2 separate regions of the Homo sapiens genome follow, and region 1 is linked to region 2. The links are chromatin loops, found by intact Hi-C in ENCODE. Cell type or tissue: Calu3. All regions are shown on one strand.

What was found. A loop is a pair of places that touch in the nucleus more often than their neighbours do. Peaks named below come from ENCODE experiments on the same cell type or tissue, not always from the same donor. Only the 100,000 strongest peaks of a DNase experiment are listed, where the experiment ranks them.
Region 1: a loop joins it to region 2, with 7 times the contacts of the local background. A loop is called at or near these places in 2 of 110 quality-filtered maps.

What each region holds. Positions count from the first base shown.
Region 1 is chr5:157,760,749-157,763,248 of GRCh38, forward strand. No RefSeq gene overlaps it. Among named protein-coding and RNA genes, the nearest start is that of LSM11, 18 kb to the left of the region's middle. RefSeq lists a silencer at 1,336-1,385. In Calu3, CTCF peaks have their summits at 1,446 (motif pointing right) and 1,663; a DNase peak (open chromatin) is centred at 1,423.
Region 2 is chr5:158,694,298-158,696,797 of GRCh38, forward strand. EBF1 (EBF transcription factor 1) reads right to left here. Exons shown (of 16, transcript NM_024007.5): 16 at 1,623-2,500. Among named protein-coding and RNA genes, the nearest start is that of LINC02227, 290 kb to the left of the region's middle. In Calu3, CTCF peaks have their summits at 1,386 (motif pointing right) and 1,585; a DNase peak (open chromatin) is centred at 1,414.

The DNA of each region.
Region 1 (2,500 bases), 930 kb before region 2:
GAGGCAGGGGAGTCTGTTACCAAGTGAAGACACCTGTCTAGAAAGTTAGACCATCTCAAGCCTTCTGCATTTACATTATTGTAACCTTGTACCTTTTCTTTACCAAAGTCCACACATCTAAGTCACCACTCTTGCCGGGCGCAGTGGATCACGCCTATAATCGTGGCACTTTGGGAGTCCGAGGCGGGTGGATCACCTGAGATTGGGAGTTCGAGAACAGCCTGGCCAACATGGTGAAACCCTGTCTCTACTAAAAATACAAAAATTAGCCAGGTGTGGTGGCGGGCACCTGTAATCCCAGCTGCTCGGTAGGCCGAGGCAGGAGAATCACCTGAACCCGGGAGGCAGAGGCTGCAGTGAGCTGAGATCATGCCACTGCACCCCAGGTTGGGCCACAGAGCAACACTCAGTCTAAAAAAAGGAAACAAAAATAGCTGGGCATGGTGGCAGGCACCTGTAGTCCCAGCTACTCGGGAGGCTGAGGCAGGAGAATCACTTGAACCCAGGAGGCGAAGGTTGCAGTGAGCTGAGATTGCACCACTGCACTCCAGCCTGGGCGATAGAGCGAGGCTCCATCTCAAAAAATAAAAATAAGTAAAATAAAAATAAAACACCACTCTTGAGGTGGCTTTTTTCTTCCAAGTTTACTTGAAGTTCATGCTTAGGAAAGGAACTTGGCCCACATTCTGAATTATCTCCTCTAAGCTGCAAGCAGTGGTAATTGCCCTGTGAATTTATTCTACCTAATAGCTCACTGGCACTAGTCCATTCTGTTCATGATCTGCTGAAATCACCATTCATTCTGCTCCCTCTGAGTGTTTTACCACATTTGGCAAATCAATCTTCACATTCTTCCAAAAATATTTAAATTTTCTACCAGCTTTCCACTGTGCATGTACAGGAAGTTTAGCTGTCCCAGATTTGCCACATTGATTACTTGGATCTCTTCTGTGTGCTTCCAGAACTGAATCACCTGGTAAGGTAGACAAGAAAAGTCACATTTATTCTTAGAGGGGGAAACCTGAAGTTAACTGTCAAGACCCAGTTTCTCACTTTAAAGGATCCATTAACTTGAGCCCAGCTGACACACACCAAGTTGCTAACTGCTGCAGTAGAAAGGGAGGCAAGACCCGTGTGCTGTATGTCTGGTCCTTGCCTGTTTGTTTTGAATCTCAGATACTTCTGATTAAATGAGAATGTCCTAATTAATCAAAGTAATGGCAAAAGAGTCAGCTAGCTTGACACTGTAAATGTACAGTGACAGTTAAATGTTGGCAGGGAGTGGAGGCCAGTGGAAAGAGACACATCGATCACTCTCCCTGTGCTTCCAAGATAGGAGTGGCAAGCAGAAAAAAATGCCAACCGTTCTCTCCTTGGTTATAGATGAAGAGTTTTTCAGTCTGCTCAGTTACCACTAGGTGGCAGTGGGTTAAAGAAAACTGCTTACCTAGAGGTCCCAGAAGGACCGGAGTCTCTAGTCTCCAGTCACTGCTACAATTTATCGTTAAATGCTCACCAGTCAGGACTGAGTTAATTAAGGAAAAACAAGCTATAATCAACCCAAGTGGCAATATAAACGTTTCTTTTCAATATTGAATTTACCTAATTCGAAGCTCGGGAAGCCTGACTGATGGCGTTCAGGTAGTGAATGTGCTTGGGGAAGAGTGGCAAAGCGGGATTTCTCAGTGTCTGCTGTTTAAGGGGTCTCTCACTACTCTTCCATCCTGAGACTCCATCTCAGAAACTGTCAACTCCATCCAGCCTCTTCCCACCTGCTGCCAAGGGATTGCCCTGGGAAGCCTCTCTTAAAGCCCTTGTTTCTTAGCAACTGTCTCACTTTGAAACAATTCAGTTCTACCCAATGTTGCCTGAAAGCCCATTTGTGAGAGAGGTTGCAGCTCTCTTATGATTCTATGGCCAGAATTGAGCCTCCACTCCAAGATCGTGAGCAAATATGCTCGAGCCAGAGGGAACTTTCTAATAAACAGAGGAAAACCTGTTTTAGGTTGAGATACTGGCGGGCAGAAGTGGGGGGTGGGCAGTGCTAGTCAGGCTCCTCGCACATCACACCAAGACCTTCAAAAAGCCTTTCCCTCCCTACCTCAAGCATAATTTTTCAGCAGCCTATTCCTGTGGTGTAGAGGAATAACAGTATGTGAGATAATAGTAGATACTGGTCTTCAAATGTTTAAAAATAAGGTTATAATAAAGAGCCATTTTGATCCTTGGCAACTTGCACCACATTTCACTTAGTCACGCTGTGTGAAGAGGCAGAAAACAGATCATGCAATAAGAGACACGGTCCGTTTATAACATTTCATCCCTGCATTAAGCATATTACATGCATTACCTTGTTCAGATACCACCATGAGAGGAAGACTCTATCCCCTTGATATATGTGAGGAAACTAAAGCTCAGAGAGGTTATGTAAGTTGCTAAAATCTCTCTACTAATAAATAGTGAATTGAGGGGTCTATCTAGGTCTCACTGACTCTTAAGT
Region 2 (2,500 bases):
GAATTGAACTCCCAAGCCCCACAGTCTCATTGTGCACATCTGCACACTCCACTCACATAGTTTTTCTGTTCCTAAATGTACCTTATGTGCTCCAAAGCTCAGTGTTCTTACACCTCCCTCATTTCCTCTGCCTAAGGGGCCAGGCCCACCTGGTTAGCTCCTGCTGAGCTTTTATACCTCAGCTCAAATGTTACTTTCTCTGGAGCCTTTCCCAGCACTTCAGGTTAAATCAGATCCTGCTGCAATGTACTTTCAGAGCATTGTAGACATTTTCTTCATTACCATGATTCGTTTGTTACAGGCACTTGAGTGGCTGCTTAACGTTCATTTGCCCCACTCAAGTATGAGCTCCAAGTGGGTATAATGTCACCATGGCCCACCGATGTATCACCATGTCTTGCCTAGCACCAGAGGCATAGGAAACGCGCAAAGTTTACAAGCATGAATGAATAAATGAACGATCGAGTGAATGAGCACTTTCAAGAGGTAGCCCTTAAAGACTGTAGGGGCCAGCGTGTCAGAGGTGTGGACGTCAGCTGTGCTCTGTGGAGCATTGTGGCACACCTGTCTCAGCCTGGCCGACCATTCTAGCATAATTTGAATATAAGTGTGTCTTTTCTGAGATGGTGTGCATCCTGAGAAAAGGGGCCTCTTGTTCAATCTTTATCTTCTGCATCTAATACAGGAAACTATATCAAACACAGAATTCAAAAGAAACATATATTGAATGGCCACACTTTTCAGCAAGTTTCTTTAAAAGGATGGCAGCTTCTCTAACTTATATATCACTCTCTTTCATTACTCAAATCGGGCTATATTCCAAAGCCGAAACAGTGCCCACCACATGTGACTGTGTTGCAGCCATCCTATCACCTCTGGCCATCAAGTTTCCGTTGGCCTACAGCCTATCTGCTGAGTTTTTGAGGCATTTTACAAGTATCATTAACCTCATCATGTTCAATAACTGTAAAAGTAGGAAAATCATTGAGTGTGCATTTAGAAAGACTCATGATCATGATGGAATTTAAAGTGAAACAATTTTACATGAGTAGGTACCTATCTAGTATTTGTGGAATGTTTCACTCCTGTCCAACAGGAAAAGTATCTTATTCATGTGGGGTTAAAAAATATTGATAACAGAAGGCTCAGTTCACACATGCCTCCTCATCAATGAGCCAGGGCACATAATTAGTTGACCAGAAGGCTCGCTGGGATTAATTAGCAGCTGTGTGTGAAAAGCTTGGTTCAGATTTGTAGCACGAAGGATAGGGGTTCTAGAATGGCCACTTCCTGGATTCACAGTTCAATCACGCAGGAGGATCTCAGGGCTTGGCTGTTGAAGTTGCTGGGGGCTCTTGGCTCCTATATGGACCGGTGTGGGCATGTGCACATCCAGCTACCGCCGGCAGAGGGCAGCAGTACGCTGCGCGTGTTCAATTTGCATCCCAGATTAGCAAATCCCCAAGGACCTACATAAGAAAGAGGGTGTCCCAGCACTACCCTAATTCCTTTTCACTGGGTATCAAGACTGATCTGAGTCATTGCAAACACAGACCTTTTACATTATGTTGGACTTTGGCTCATCTGAAATAGAGAAATGAATACACAACTAGGAGCTGCCATCACAGACAGGAAGTAACTTTAATTAAATATTGTGAAAGTTGAAAAGTTTTTACAGCTTGAATTTTTGCAAAAAAAAAAAAAAAATTTAACAATCTCTACAGTAGTTAGGTTCTCTAACAATTGAACTGTACAGTGTGTGTCTATTCAAAAAGTTTTGATAAGAAGGTGAAAGGTTAGTAGATTTAGAGATGACTTCATTTAAGCTGCATCCTAGTACAATGTGAGGCCAGGGCAATGTTATGCAATCCAGTCATCCAGAAGCTGTATTTTTTCCCCCAACACTGAAATCTTAATTTAATTCTTCATTTCATTTTCTTCTTAAAGCCATATTCTGTATTTAGGGGAACATCTTTTATTTGTAAAACTTTTGTGGAGAAGAAAGAGGATCAGAGGGCCAGAATGTCTTTTCATCTAATCAATAGAAATAGAAGCAACAAAACACAAATTATACACATTTTAAAGGCTCTTTGGACTTTCAAGAAGAGTTCTAACCACTGCACATGGCTGACAGATGGGTAGTGTCTGTTGTCAAGGTCTAAGCCGGACACCTTCCCGGCTGACCGTTCATTCCTTCAGAAACAGTTAAGGGGCTCACCAGATAAAATATGGCTTTAACTTGTGTACATCTTCAGGCCAGCGCTTACCACGCAAATTCAGATAACCTTTCTGAGTACCGAGAAGCAATGCGTCCACCTTGCTTACATTTTCCAGTTTTTTTTATTATTATTAGTCATCATTATTATTTCTCACCATGAAAAACAGCTTTCCTCCCTCCCCTACCCTCCCACAACTCCCCTCCCCCACCCACCCCAACCCATAAAAATCGCACTCTTGACAGCCTAGTGAAAACCATTGCAAAATCCATATGGGGGCATGC